Regions from separate parts of the Mus musculus genome. Here region 2 is linked to region 1. The links are chromatin loops, found by intact Hi-C in ENCODE. Cell type or tissue: heart. All regions are shown on one strand.

Region 1 (8,000 bases):
TCTAGAAGATGTTCCAACCGCTAAGAAGGACACATGCTCCACTATGTTCATAGCAGCCTTATTTATAATATCCAGAAGCTGGAAAGAACCCAGATGCCCCTCAACAGAGGAATGGATACAGAAAATGTGGTACATCTACACAATGGAGTACTACTCAGCTATTAAAAAGAATGAATTTATGAAATTCCTAGGCAAATGGATGGACCTGGAGGGCATCATCCTGAGTGAGGTAACCTAATCACAAAAGAACTTGCACAATATGTACTCACTGATAAGTGGATATTAACCCAGAAATTTAGAATACCCAAGATATAAGATACAATTTGCTAAACACATGAAACTCAAGAAGAACGAAGGCCAAAGTGTGGACACTTTGCCCCTTCTTAGAATTGGGAACAAAACACCCATGGAAGGAGTTACAGAGACAAAGTTTGGAGCTTAGACGAAAGGATGGACTATAAAGAGACTGCCATGTCCGGGGATCCATCCCATAATCAGCTTCCAAACACTGACACCACTGCATACACTAGCAAGATTTTGCTGAAAGGACCCAGATATGGCTGTCTCTTGTGGGACTATGCCGGGGCCTGGCAAACACAGAAGTGGATGCTCACAGTCAGCTATTGGATGGATCACAGGGCCCCCAATGGAGGAGCTAGAGAAAGTACCCAAGGAGCTGAAGGGATCTGCAATCCTATAGGTGGAACAACAATATGAACTAACCAGTACCCCCCGGAGCTCGTGTCTCTAGCTGTATATGAATCAGAAGATGTCCTAGTCGGCCATCAGTGGAAAGAGAGATAAAGTTTGGTCTTACAAACTTTATCTACCTCAGTAAAGGGGAACGCCAGGGCCAAGAAGTGGGAGTGGGTGGGGGAGCATATGGGGGACTTTTGGGATAGCATTGGAAATGTAAATGAAATAAACACCCAATTAAAAAAAAAGAAAAAAGAAAAAGATATTGAACCCATGTGGGTGTGTTGGGGGTAGGGCAAAGAGAAAAGTCCAGTGACCCCAAGTCTGTCTTTAGGGTTATGACATGAGAGAAAAATGGGGCAAAAGACATTAATAATTTACATTCCATCCAACAGTGAGACTTCAGTCTTTCCCAGAATTCCTCACCAGCATTTGCTTCCTTTTGTTTTCTCAATATGATTTTGTTTTCTGACTTGGGTGAGATGGAATTTCAAGGTAATGTAAACTTGCATTTCTCTGGTGGCTAGAGATGCTGAGCATTTGACAATGTTTCTCTGCCACTTGTATTTATTTTTTCTTTTATTATTTTATTATTTGTTACTTTCTTTTATTATTTATTATTATACCACATATCCCATGAAGCTCATGTGGAATCAGAGGACAACTCCTGCAGGCCAATTCTATATTTCTACCTGTGGATCAACCTGTGGATGACCTGTGGTCATCACCCTGGGTAGCCAGTGTCTTTTTGCATGAAGCTATTTCACCAGCTATTTCCATCAGCTTTGCAGAAAATAGTTTGATTTTGGTTCTTGTTTGGTTAAAATGCCTGTTTCCTTTCTTTCCCATCTTTACTTCTTTAGGTCACAATGAGGTCTTGAGAATTTTAACACTGGGATAATACTCTTATTAACCAGATTAAGAGGATTAATAATGTTACAAGATCTGGAGACTCTCCCTCTTCCCACCAAGACGTCTTCCTACTTAGCCTTACCTTCATCCGATCCTACAAGGAGACTTTCCTGTAACTAGGGATATCCATAACTAGAACCAAATTTATCTTGCACTATCACTAGCCTCTTAATGTCCATTTATTGCTCCCTCATAAGCTTATGGCTTCTGTCTGGATAACTGACTTCAGTGGCCTGCTGTGCGTGAGCTGACTCCCACAGTAAGTGAAGAGGCTCTAGCAGGCCTCAGTATGGCAAACACTGGACACAGATGTGGCCTCTTTACCCGCTTCCCTGCCCCTTGCTAAAAATGTTACATTTCTAAAGCTAGCCCCCAACATCTGTTGCCTTAGTTGGCCACTGACTTGCTCCTGAGATGAAGCACCAAGATCCAACAATCAAAACTCATTGTCTACCATGTCCAAACAGAATTACCAACTCACCCCAGAACGGACACCCCCTTTCTCCTTAAAAGCCCACTCCTACAAAGATGCTCTCTCTTGCTGTTCAGCTTTTCTTGCTTCCTTGCTCTTGCTGCTGCCCCTTTGCCCCTGTTCCTGCCCCACTTGTCCCTCTAGGGTAACAAATCTCCTTTGTGTTAAGAATTGGGTATCTGGGTATGTCCTGTACCAGTTCTGCTATGGGGCTGGGTTTTGTGGACGACCTTCCTTTCAGTAAGGCCTCTATGGGTTCTGTGAGTTGTTTAATGTTTTCTGTCGTTGCTTGAGACACAGTATTTCTGTGTAACCCTAGCTTCCCTGGAATTCACTATGTAGACCAGGTTAGCTTTGAACTCACAGAGCTCCACTTGCCTTTTCCTCCTGAGTGCTGGCATCAAAGGTGTGAACCACCAAGCCTGGCTTATTATCTTAAAGTTTTCCTCTTCCTCAGCAACTGTGTTCCTTTGGATATTGGCTTGTCCCACTGACCCTTTGCTCTGTCCCAAGGCTTGCTTGTGGGAAGGTTTCTACGTCTTCAAAGTACACTGTTGAATTGCATTTGTGCCTCTGTCCCTATTTTAGACTCCTGCATGTCATTCACCGTGTCTCAACTTTTGCGTTCCTTCAAAAAATTACGTAAAACACATTTTGATGTAGCCCGGCCTTGAACTCACTTTGTACCATACCAGAGACTGAGGCTGACATTGCATTTTTAGCTCTGGTGCCTCAATTTTCCCAAGTGCTGATGTGTTCTATTTTGAAGATGATGCTGAGGAGTGAACCCAGGGCTTCGCGCATGCTCCTGGCATTCTATCGAATAACTTCCATGCTCAGGCGAAAAAAGCTTCCAAAGAATAGAACGAATGTGTGAAACTACAGGCTTGTTTAGAGGATCAGCACACCAGACAGCAATCTCTTCACTCGTTTGCCTGGCTTCCCAAGCACTTCGTCCACTTCAATAACTTGAAGCTCTCCTCCTTAGCTCATTGGAAATGTCTGTGCCAGCAGTACCAAGAAAATTCATAGAGCTATGAGTGCTTTCTCCAGATAGCTGCATTCCGCAAACCTGAAACCGTACTCACCAAGCAGCCCTGACTGCTGTCTTCCACCTTGTGTTACTGTGGTCTGGCCCCTGGAGATGACTAACTACATGTATTTGTCTGTTTGTAAGTGGCTTGCTTCATTTAGTTGAATGCCCTTGAGTGGGTGAAATACTTGTATCTGGTTTACAACTATATGACCTTCCTCCTTGTATTATGGTCTTCTTAAAAATCAGAAGTGGGCCTGGAGAGATGGCACCATGATGAAGAATACTTGCTCCTCCCTCAGAGGACCAGAGCTTGGTTTCCAGCACCCAGGCAGGGGGCTCAATTGCCTATAAGTACAGCTTCACCCAGATGATTCGGTGCCTTCTTCTGACCCCTGCAGGCACCATTACAAGCAGAGTGCATGTGCACGGGCACATGCACATGCACATGCACCACACACACACACACACACACACACACACACACACACACACACACACACTTTTTTAACTTAAAAAAAAAAAAAGTAAGAATCCATTATGCTGAATTCTTAGTTTAAATGTCTCTGAGGTTCCATGACAAATGCTGTTCAATGATGAAGAGAAGAAAAAATGAGTTGTGCAATGGATGTTTGTTTTGCAAAACACTTCAGGTAAATATACAGACAGAACTTAATACAAAAAAAAATAGGCAACTTAAAAATGGAGAAAATATCCTAATATATTTCATCATAGAAAATACACAGAGGTGAATAAGCATCCAGAAGGCACTTATCAATGTGTACCAGGAACTATAAATTAAATGCAGCCATGGCATTCACTGAACACTTATGAAAAGAGCACACAGATGCCCCCAGCTCTGGCATCCCCTGCACATGTATGAGAACAGCCAAGCACAGAACACTGATGCCCCCCAGCCTTGGCATGAACTGCACATCCATGAGAAGAGCCATGCACAGAACACTGATGCCCCCCAGCCTTGGCATGAACTGCACATCCATGAGAAGAGCCATGCACAGAACACTGATGCCCCCCAGATGCTGTTGGGCAGCAATAGAAACACTCCCTTGTTGCTGATTGGAATATATTCCGAAATAGCCCTCGTGGAGGAGAGTCTGGTAGTTTCTTGGGAAAGACAAGAACCACAGAGGCCACCATTTATGAATAGTTGACAGGGGTTTCGGGGGGAGGAAGATGAGTAGGTGGAGAGTCGGGAGATTGGGGCAGAGAGAAATCTATTCATTTGTAAAACATTTAAGATGTGGCTTGTGTCATTTTCTACTTGCCCAAACCTGTGGAGTGCCCAACACAAGCAGTGACCCTTAATTTAAACTGTGGGCTAATTTTAATCAACATATTAGAACTGTAACCAATACAACCCACAATCTTGCTACATTAAGAACAGAGGAAACTGACAGTGCTAGGAACATTATTTGTTTTTTTTTTTCTTTCTGTTGTTGTTGTTCAATGTTTTTTCAATTTTGTCCAATATTTTGCTCAATATTTTCTGTAGCGCTAAAAGTGCTCAAATACTCTGCTTCAAAAATCACCAGTATCTTGAGCGTCTCTTACTGATCTTCTTTTGTCCACCTTTAAACAAAACACAGCAAACCCAGAACCTGATTTGGGGCCGTATGAACCTTCCCTTTCCTCTGCTTACTTAGCTGCTGGTTCCCTTCCTTCTCTGTTGAAAATAACCACCAGCAGAGGTTGCTAGCAGGCAGGCATTGGACATGCTCAGAGGCCTTTCTGTGGGACTCTGCTCCGGCTTCCACAAGCCAGCAGCACCAGCAGAGAGCACTTCAGTGTAGGATCTTACCCGAGGTCCTTACAAGAAGGTCCCATGCGCATTCTCAATGCAGAAGACAGACTTTTTGAACTCCCGGTAGCTGGGCCAGCACCTCTTTCTCTAGGAGGTGTTGTGAGGGAGATGAAGGCAATGCATTTCTTCACACCCCCACAGTGGCCTGACAAGAGAAGGAAAGAAGAGTACATTTGTTTCACTTCAGAACTGATGAATGGTTAATTTAGGCTTAATTTTGTGTTTTAGAAGAACATTCCCAGGGACATGAGAAAGTGGGCAAAATATTAACAGCCTGCTTCCTTTGAAAATGTCTCTTTCAGAAATATGTTTACATGTAAGAGTTTAACTGCATACACTTATGAAATCCTTTTATTCTCAGGTTTGTTTCTAATATCTGCGGGACACTCACGGTTGCTGGAAGGCTCATTAGCCATTCTGTCAGGGTCCCGTAATAAACTTCTGAATGTGGTCTTGCTCTATTCCCAAAGGTTATCCAAGAAGGGAAGTAGAGAATGTTCTTTTAGAAAGCATGAAGTGGGAAAATGTCTAAAGCTATTTATAGCAGCACTCAGCCATGGAAACCCCAGACTTCGCGTCTATTTATAGCTAGTCTTTGGGTTAAAAGGGTGAAACCAGAAATCTTGAAAATGCCGCTGCTTTTACCCCACACTGAAGACTGATCAGCTGTCTCTCTGTGGCTGTGATAACCAGAGACTGGCTGGAGCGACTCTGGAAGAGGCAACACATACATCTTGAGCTAAAAACATAGGTTTGTTCAATCAAAAGAGCAACTTTCTCTGATTACGGGATTATTACTTGAGTGTCTTAAGTTTGCAGGCTGCCTTTGAATTGGAGTCGGTCTGTGATGTGTGCGACTTCTAACACGAGGGAATGAGACTGGGTTTATGAAACCAGATACCAGCAGTGAGTTTCCGACACTGGTCCCTCATCTGGATAGAAGGAAGGCTGGGAAAAAAAGCCCTCCAAACATGACTCTGTGTGTGATACGTATGCATGTGTATGCATGCTTGTTGTATGTGTACTCTGTGCATTGTGTATGTTGTGTATATCTATGTTAATATGTGTGTGTGTGTGTGTGGTGTACACCTGCATGCACATGTGTGTGTGTGCTGTGTTTGTTTGTTTTGTATGTGTGGTACATATGTGGTGTGTGGCTGTGTGCACATGTGTATATGGTGTGTAGGACAGGTTGAGTTTGGGTGCTTCTTCATATCCTATCTTTGCAACAGAGTCTCATAGAGCCTGGCCCTCACAGACTCAGCCAGCCTGGGTGGCTCGTCTTCATCTCTCTTGTTCTGGGGTTTTAGATATGTGTTACTGTACCTGACTTTGTATGGAGATTGAGACTCTGGGTCTGCACACTTGCATGGCAAATCCTTTACCAATAGAGTTCTCTCTCCAGTCCTCTCAAACCTTCCTCCGAGTCTTAACACGTTTCTAACATCCCCCCAGGCCATAACAGCAAGCTCAGCTGAGACCCTAAATGCACAGCATAGGATTTGTACAAACTCTATAATCACTGGACCTGAGGAATTTGTGTGCTTGTTTCTTAATATGTTGCTGCGAGGGGAACAAAGACCAGGTCAAAGGTCACTGCTAGAGTACCTGACATTCCCGGGTAAGGACAGTAATGAAATGAGGTGGGGGATGTCTTTCCAGCCAGGATCAGTGGCTTCCTTGAGATATTAACATGCTAAGAATGAATGATGTTCTAAACAAAGGAAAACGCAAACGTCAATGGCAATGTAGACGTGGATGGAACAGAAAAATCTTGAGATGAATAAGAATGGGTCAGTGCAGCCATGAGAACAGAGCCAGATATCACGTTGCTGGTAACAGCTGGGTCCTTACAAGTGTCCACTTATGACCATTACTTGTGCCAATCAAATAGGGCTTTCACAATCTAGTCAGCTTCTTTCTGCCCGGGTTAGACAGTAAGGTCAGACCCTGAGTATACAAATGCATCTTTCAGCTACAACTCCCTTTTCTTCTGCCTGGGTGGCATCACATAAGAACATGCCAGCCTCTTCCTGAACCTGTCACCGTCACACCCTTTGAAGCTGGGGTAGCTTCTTTACTGTCTCCCTGAGAGCACCAGTAGCATCAGTCCTGTTTGTCTCCTAGTGACCTCAGTTACATGCTATCTTATGTCACCTCTGACGCCATTGCCCTTCCTTTATAAAGCACTTGTTTCCTGTGGCCACCCTGGTATGTTCCCAGCAGTCTTGCCTTGTCTTGTTGAAGCCACGTGGTTTCCAGGAAGCCAGAAGGAGCTGGTTTCCATTCCACAGAAGGAGCTGGAATGGAGCTGAGTATTTGGAGACCCACAAGAACTAACTCTTGACTGCACACAAAGACAGAACGATAGAATCACAGTGTCCGTGATGCTCAGGTCACAACTCCCATGGCATATTATTCTTCATAGAAACATGAAGTTCTCTGCTAAGGAAGACAAGTGCGGTGCTGCCACGCCTGGGGCGGGAGGAGTCATTTCCCAGGAAGGAAAACGGTTTCGTGGATTCCTGTGAATGACCTTGAGGCAGAAGCCCAGTGAGCTTTGACGTCCTGGGGAAACTGAGGCTTTCATCAGGTAGAGCCCAGTAATACCTTCAGGTTTCTAGGCGAGGCATGTGGATCTTGCACTTTTCGAATTTCCTTGAAGGTCGCACACTTTTGCCACAACGCTTGTCATTTACCTGGCATGAAGTTCCTTTCACAACATTCTGCCCCATCCCCACTGGAGATCTGTTTAGGACTCCGGCAGGATCAGAAGATGTGTCCAGTGCAAATTCTAACTCATGATTTCCTCCTTTCCCTTTCGCTCCCTCCCAGTGCTACCAAGCAAAGCCAGGGCCTTGCATATGCAGGAGGCGCGTGCAAGAAAAGATGTGGCATGTCCAGATTATATATATATTTAAAGACAAGGTCTCACTGTGTAGCCCAGGATGTCCTTGAACTCTCCATGCAGCCCATGTTTTCTCTGAATTTATAATCATCCTGCCTCCACATCTAAGTGCTGCTGTTATGGGCAAGTACCACCATGTCTAGCTAAATCCACGATG
Region 2 (8,000 bases), 95 kb after region 1:
GGGAGCAAATTCTCCACTTCAGCTCTAACTTTGGCCTTGAACGTCACCCCAGGTGGGGGCCAAGATTCAGAGGAACGAAACACTCAGAATGTGGATCCCAACAAGCAGTAAAACCCCAGGGCAGGTCCTTCTACCAGGGGACTCAGTAAGTGACAGAGATGCAACATTAAAGCTGGCACCCACACTTTGTAAACTTGACACTGAATTCCTACAGCCGAAGGAAACTGTCGAGATCAAATTAAAGCAGATCATGGGGATTTAGGCCAAGTCACAGGATAACCGCAGTGAGCTTTGGCTTGAAAATGGGGCAGGATGAGTCATATTTTGATTAAGACAAACAGATCTAACAATACGAAAAAAACAAAAACCAAACTCTACTACTGCAGTCTTCTGTGTTTGCCCCTCATTCCCACAAAGTACGCCAAGCAGGGCAAACTCTGAGTGAACTGTGGGGCTAATGTCATTGTGGCTCTGAAAAAAGAGGTCCACTTAGATGGCCTCAGTGATATCATTAATGAGCCCCCAAAGAAGTAGCAGACTGGGCCAGCTGCTCTGTGATCCCAAGTGGTACCACAGCCCCTAGCCTCACTGGTAAGTAGAATATAATTCTTAAAACTCACTGTCCCCCTTTATTTTGTGAGTAAAAATCCAAGCACGCAGGAGAAAAATCAGTTCTGAATGGCACGCTTTTTATAACTTGTGGCAGCAGGGTGAAAGGGCACAGGAATTTTCCACTAGCTTCCAACTGAACAGCCCTGCATGCAAGGCAAGAGGGCTGGGGAGAGGGGCAGACCTCCGAACTGCATCTAATTATGGGAAAATGACTCAGGTCCCTTGTACTTTCACCACAAGCTTCTGGAGAGGCACGCCGAGGCTTTCCCTCAGAGACGGCTGTGGCGCTCAAGTCAATGTGGCTTTCCTATATAACTGAGTGTCCTAGAATTGTTCACCTAAGAACAAGTGAGGACTGGATGGGCGCACTGTAAATCATGAGCAAGCAGTAGTTGGCAAGATCGCCCTTTGAAAGCCAATGCCCACTTCTGCACTTCTGCCTACCACAAAATGCACTGGCCAGGGGCAGGCGGAGTCCCACGGCACCACACGCTGCTCTGAGAACATGCCATCAGGTACTTGGGAAAGCTGCTCACCTGAAGGGGGATAGGGCCTCAAAGCATCACAAGCTAGAAAAACACTCAAGTCTAAGACCTCTTCTAAGGCCCCGCTAAGGTCTTAGACACTCTGCACTTCTGTTCATGTTTCTAGTTTGCTGACAAGCACACAGATAGCAACTAAAGGCAATGTCTTGACTGGAGGCAGGGAAGGAGGAGGAGGGCTGGGTCTCCAATCGAAATCCCACAGAGGGCAAGGCTCTGGCCAATGTGTTTCCACTTTTCTTAGTTCCTGGTATCCAGAGTGTCTCAGTAATTATTACTTCTTTCATAGCACCCCTAGGTTGAAACAAATACTTAATAAATGAATTGACTAGTACATTAGGTCCAAATGATTTAAACACTTAGCAGTCATTTCAACACATAAATGCACACAAACTGCAAGAAATAAATGACCCTTTGTTTACTTTTTTTTTTTTTGACAAAGTATTGTTATGTAGTCCAGGCTGACCTTCAGTTTGCCTCAGCCTTCTGAATGGAGTTGTTTCTTAAGTATGAATGGAGTGGATTTAGCCTATAGGCAGCACAATGTTCCTTTGGAGTCAAAGTGGACACTGCCCCAGTGAGTTCTAGTTCATCTTCTATCCTGCCAGGCTTGCTTTCTGCAAGAGCGGCCACCAGAAACTCAGCTTCACAGAAGGACGATCAGACATTACAACTGGGGGGCTCTGAGCCTCTGGCTCCTCTAACAGTAGACAGAGTTGAATGCTGTGAGTTTTCCTTGAGCATTTTAAAACTCCCCTCCATGGTATTGTCTGCTCACTGCAGGCACTCAGGATGCCTTAGTGTGGACTTTGGAGTCTGTGCTAATTTGTTCAACTTGACTCCTCCTCCTCCTCTTCCTCCTCCTCCTCTTCCATTCAGAGCAAGGCCTCATGTAGCCCAGGCTATCCTTGAACTCATTATATAGTGGAGGATGTCCACAAACCTTTGATCCCTCTGCCTCCACCTCCTAAGTCCCAGGAGTACAGGTGTTGGTGACCAAAACTAGCTTATATGGTGCTAGGGACTGACCCCAGAGCTTCATGCACACTAGGTAAGCACTATAAATGAGCACTACAACTTGCCATTTATATGACAAGCTCCTCAGTATCTCTATGTTACTTTTCCCAACGAGGAATGGAAAACTTAAACAAGCTGGCCCAGGAGCTCCTATGGAGCTGAGCTGCAACTTGCCTCTCCGTGGAGATGCCTGCAGGAGAGCTTCAAAGACAGTGGCAAGTCCCTCCCTAGCCACTCGGTCCTGGCACAGCCAGGCTTCCACATTGCTACTCAAAGCATGACACACTTAGTGCACTGGAGGAACCCAAGACAGAATTAAATCCACCCAGCTGGCTCGTATCACTTCCTCAGAGCGCTGCGGCCTCACTCCACCGAGCACCGGGCAGAGCCACCATCCACAGTACAGCTTAAGTTCTCTCTGCCACTGGACTCCATCAAATGCAATGCATGACTCAGACATTTCTTTATTTGTTATTTATTTTTAGACTAATGGGAACTGTATGAATTCTTTCTTGGGCTTCCAAGGGCACATGCCTTTTATGCTTGATCCGGAAAGAGTCATGTTTCGGAATGCTAAATTACAATTTACCTAACTGAATCCTTTAACTGTCCTCAGGCAGCTAGAACAGTTTCATCCACAGTTCAAGGCCAGTGAACTTGAATCCCCAAGTTCATGCTCCAGGCGTTACGCAGGTAGTCCCAGGTAAAAGGTACAAACTCACCCATGTTAAGCAAATACTCCCGATCACAGCTAAATACATTAAAGGTTTCATTTTCAAACATCTTGTCCTTTAACGTTCTTCTGGTTGAGTCAGAAAATGCAGGGAATACATAGGGCATGATAACGTCAAGCTCACAGTTTGATATTATCTTTAAAATGAGAATTCATCCGATAATTTATACCTAGGTCAACATGTGAAATATCCTGTCTGTAATCTTTGTGTGTGCCTGTGTGTGTGTACATGTATGTGATTATTTAAGCATACACAAAGCTGTCTCCTTTGGCCTAAGCATACACACACTCACACCCCCCTTCCCCCACCCCCTCCACATATGCATGCACAAAAAAAAAATCAAAAGAAGAAATATGTTCAGTTTGGCACAGTATGCCTTCACTTCATGGCCAACTGTTTTCTGCTGTTGATACTTGGAGAGTAGCTTCTCTCCTCCAGCATGAATGACAGCCCGCAGCACACATGTGACCAACTCTCCCTGAACAGGAGTGAGCAGCAACACAGCAGCCCTAAGCAGAAATGCTGTGATGAGAAGCTCGGCACAGTGTGTATTCTGTGGTAGACACTTGCTTATTTTGGGTCAGGAGACATAATTAGACACTCACTGATTTGCCTGAAGTCATAATCACCATTTGCCGTTTCCGGTTGAGCCTCTTCTCAGTGGAATCAAACAACAGCCATCCACAGAACTCGGGGCATGTGGTTTGCAGGGCAGTTTTGATGGACTACAAGCCACAGGCAGAGTGAAAACATGCTCAGGGCTTTTTAACAGCCTCACAGAGGGAGCCGTGGTCCCTGTTTAACAATCAAAATTTAAATGGCTCAGAGTAAACACACGGATAGGTACTTAATATGCTGCCTATCAAGTCTCAGACCAAGAAAGGAAGGTAAACTACAGGTAGGAAAAAAAGTTACACCATCGACAGCTTTGTCTCCTTATCTGAGTGAGTGTTGGGTACAGCCACACCTCCCCTGACTGCTGCTTAAATCTCAGTTGTCCAGGCTTGCCTTAGTTTGCTACATAGCTGAGTATGACCTCGTCCTCCTGACTCCATCCTGGGATAACAAGTGTGCCCCACTACGCCTGTTTTTAAAGCAATGTTGAGGATCAAGCCAGGGCTTCCTGAATGAGGGGCAATCGCTCTTGTCAACTGAGCCATAGTCTCAGCTCCTGAAGTAGTTCTTTAAAAATTAAGTATACACACATATCCAGATATGGTTGGCTCTTCCCTTCAATCCCAGATTTGGGAGGTAGATTGAGGAAGGAGGGTCATGAGTTCAAGGCCAGGTTTACCAAATGTTCTAAAGTTCTAGGTCAGCTTGGGTTCCGTAAAATAAAATAAAATAAAAAATAAAATCCTACTAGTAAGATTTAAGATGAGTTTGTTAAAAAGTTTAAAGACATATTTTAACCTTAAAAATTGATGCACGAAACAGGGCTTTGTGAAATAGTTTGTATTTCTAATGTGAGTTATAAAAAGACTGGTCACTTTTAGCTTCAGCAAGACACAGGCACATGTGCGGTCCTGTGAAATATGTGCACACAAGGGATTACAAGTATGAAAATAAATATGAAAAAAACTGTAGTCTTAAACACTTGGAAGAGTGGGAACGGAACCAGAGGTTAAAGGAGAGATAATCTAATCAAATAGAAGAAGATGATTTCCCCCCTAACTAGGTCAAAAAAGCATAGTTTTGTTGTAATGAAATCATTAAATGAAAAAAGCTGTGGCCAAAATGAGGAGCAGGATCTGGTCTTAGACTTCCTGGCATCACACTGCAGTGTCTCTCCAGGTCTGCACCTACACATTAATGCAGAGGGGACACATACACATATGTCCCTGACAGGGGGATCCACGCCTTCTAACTAAGGGCAAAGCATAGAGAAGGATGCTCGCTCACACACGAGAATGAAAACTATCCAGGAGAAAGGCACCATCCACACTGAGGAAATGCCTTCCAAGGCATCCAGTTCAGGATGGGGCAAAGCTACAGTGTTAAGGGTAAAAGACATCAGGGGCACATCACCATAGGCAAAGGACATGAGGGGCACATCACCATAGGCAAAGGACATGAGGGGCACATCACCATAGGCAAAGGACATGAGGGGCACATCACCATAGGCAAAGGACATGAAGGGCACATCACCATAGGGAAAAGGACATAAAGGGCACATCACCATAGGCAAAGGACATGAAGGGCACATCACCATAGGCAAAGGACATGAAGGGCACATCACCATAGGGAAAAGACATGAGGGGCACATCACCATAGGGAAAAGGACATGAAGGGCACATCACCATAGGGATAGGACATGAGGGGCACATCACCATAGGGAAAGGACATAAAGGGCACATCACCATAGGGAAAGGACATGAAGGGCACATCACCAAAGGCAAAGGATGGCAGGCACACACCCTCATAGTTAAAGGGATATCAGGTGCACTACTTATTTTTCCCTTATTGAAGAGCCCCAATAGTACCACCCTGCCATCTTAGGGCATATTTCTGAGAACCACCTTCATTGCTTGGGGCCGACCCCAGAGACTGGTCTTGTTGCGGATCCTCTTCCAGACCCCTGGCTGACTCCTCTCGGTGATTACAGCCCAAGCCATGGGTATCTACAAAGCCACCAGTGCACCTACTTCATGTAAGCTAACCCTGTCCAATTTTTAGCAGCTTCCAACATCAGCTCAAATGTCTTTCCATTGGAATCCTTTGCATCTTTGAATTGCTCCTAGAAAGAGGAAATTAAGGAGCAGAGGGCTTGGCTGGCATCTGTCCATAGTGGCAGCACACAGCAGGGAGCACTGTAAGACTTCCTAAGCCGAACTGCATGCCCAGGCTCATCTCGCCTTTAATAAGAAGTAGGATGAACTAGTTAATGTCCATAGTGACAGAGTCATGGAGGACGCCTGTGGAAGCTGAGGTTAGAAGGAATGTCTCCTCTGTTCTTTGGCTGCTCCAGCTTTGGCAAGGTCATGTCTGCTGTCTCCTTGTAGGGACTTCAGCTGGCATTTCCGGTCTGCATTCTCACCCTCTTCGATGGTCATTTTCAGATTTGCAGTTGCTCTCCCACACAGCCACCACACAAATTGCTGGCCTGGGGCTATAATCAAAGGCCACATTTGACACAGCTCAAAACCCCACCCAGATTGCTCTGTCAGCTTACATATTCTGGCCTGGGGGACACTGGAAGAGATACTTAAGGTTTCCGGGCCTCAGTTTCCCCTTATTGAAGAGCCCCAATAGTACCACCCTGCCATCTTAGGGCATACTTCTGGGGACCACTTTCAATGCTTGGGGCCAACTCCAGAGACTGGCCTTGTTGTGGATCCTCTTCCAGACCCCTGGCTGACTCCTCTCGGTGATTACAGCCCAAGGCATGGGTGCCTACAAAGCCACCAGTGCTCACTAAAGGACAGTTCTCAGGGCTCCCCAGGTCTTCTGCAGATCTCATGAGCTACCAGTGTGGTAGCCAACAGAGTCCTCGTGTTTGAACTGGCTGCCCCTCCTTGCTGCCTTCCTTGACCATCCTTGGCTACTCTCTGGGACTACTTCCTAAATAAACTTCCTGTATGCCTGCCTTGGTCTCAGACTCTGATCCCGGGGAAACCCAAGCTAAGAATGTGAGAATCCACTGAGGAAAAAAAAAGGGGGGGAGGGGAGCTAAGAATATCACCCTGCTATGCTTAGCAAATGGTGGACTGGTCTGGGGAGCTCTACCACATGTTATCCCATGATGTATGATCTATGTAAGGTCCAATGGGCCTGTGCTCTAACAAGTACTGGAGAAATATATATCCCAAGCTCTCTCTAGAAGACACTTTTAATAGAATGATATCTCGTGCTAAATAAAGTACCCACCCCACTCTATAAAGCTTCATGAAACCTGCCTACATTCAGAGCGGCAGCCGCTGAGGGGAGAGCCACGGTATCAGGAGGAGATGGTGGGGGGCTTTAAGGGCAGCTGCACACTTCCTTTCTAGATTTGGAATCGATGATGGGACAGACACAGCAGCAAAGGGGTGTGGCCTATGTAAAGGTACCCCAACAACCTGGTAAAGGAGCAGTCACAGAGACTAAACGACAAGCAGGGCTGACCTGACAGTGTGTACTACACAGGAACACACAGACTCAGCTAAGCTGTATCATCTCAGGAGCTGCGGACAAGGCTGTCAACCAGGGCCTGCAATTCCACCTGTGGCAGGCATCTTGATGTACAGGGGTTGGAGTGGGGGGGGGGGTGTTACCAAGACGAATGATGACATTCTGTCTCTTTGTACTTATAAAGGGAGCAAAGCGACTAGTTTGTCTAGACCTTGCATCAGATAACAGAAAGACATTCAGATTAACCGACCAAAAGTAAAACTGACAGAGAGAGAACAATTAGTATTAGTGTGCTCTTGGAAGGCCCTACATGAGCTGGGGTCCCATGGCCATGGATGGCCAACTGCTGTCTATCTCCCGCATTGAGCTGATTTACACTGGTTATGCAAAGGAGGCAAAGCTTTGGAGCAGAGGTGGGCAATTGGCCCTGATGTGTGTGTTCCTAAGCCACAATGTAAATGGTGTCTACAAACAGAGTAAGCAGAAAGACATTTGCTTCCCAGCTCTGGAGGCACCAGAACATGACCTGTATATAATCCATGGTGATATGCCTTTGTGGATGGGACCTCCCTCCACGCCCCAATACATGGAAGGCAAAGGTTTCTCTGAAGCATGAGCCTCCTGCCCCATCCCCTTTAATCTCAGCATCGCCCAGCAGCACTGCTGAGAACACAGATGCTTAGGCAGCAAAAGCTTGGAGACTTGAAAACCAAAACCAACAAAGCTGTGCTACAGAGGGGGCGGGCCCAGGCCCTGCCGGGTTTCTATCTGGAGACCTCAAATGATGCCTCAGAATTTCCCCAGGACAGAGACTAGAGAACATTAGGTCAAAAGCCTTCCCCACACAGCATCCCTGGATTTAATAATTTTGAACTCAAGTTTTCAAGCACAAATGTCTGGGTTATTTGTAGTGTGTATATGGAAATGGTTGCAGAAGTCTAGTATCGAAAAGGAACGTGAATGTTCACTTCCAGTGGTGGATTTA

What was found. A loop is a pair of places that touch in the nucleus more often than their neighbours do. Peaks named below come from ENCODE experiments on the same cell type or tissue, not always from the same donor. Only the 100,000 strongest peaks of a DNase experiment are listed, where the experiment ranks them.
Region 2: it touches region 1 in a loop (2.3-fold over the local background); 2 of 42 quality-filtered maps call a loop at or near these places.

The regions. Positions count from the first base shown.
Region 1 is chr8:18,814,809-18,822,808 of GRCm38, reverse strand. No RefSeq gene overlaps it. Among named protein-coding and RNA genes, the nearest start is that of Agpat5, 27 kb to the left of the region's middle. In heart, a CTCF peak has its summit at 4,815 (motif pointing right); no DNase peak of the experiment used is centred here; H3K4me3 peaks cover 374 bases; H3K27ac peaks cover 1,150 bases.
Region 2 is chr8:18,719,410-18,727,409 of GRCm38, reverse strand. All of the region lies in intron 12 of Mcph1 (microcephaly, primary autosomal recessive 1), which reads right to left. The region is part of intron 1 of Angpt2 (angiopoietin 2); the gene reads left to right. Among named protein-coding and RNA genes, the nearest start is that of Angpt2, 18 kb to the left of the region's middle. In heart, no CTCF peak of the experiment used is centred here; no DNase peak of the experiment used is centred here; H3K27ac peaks cover 1,012 bases.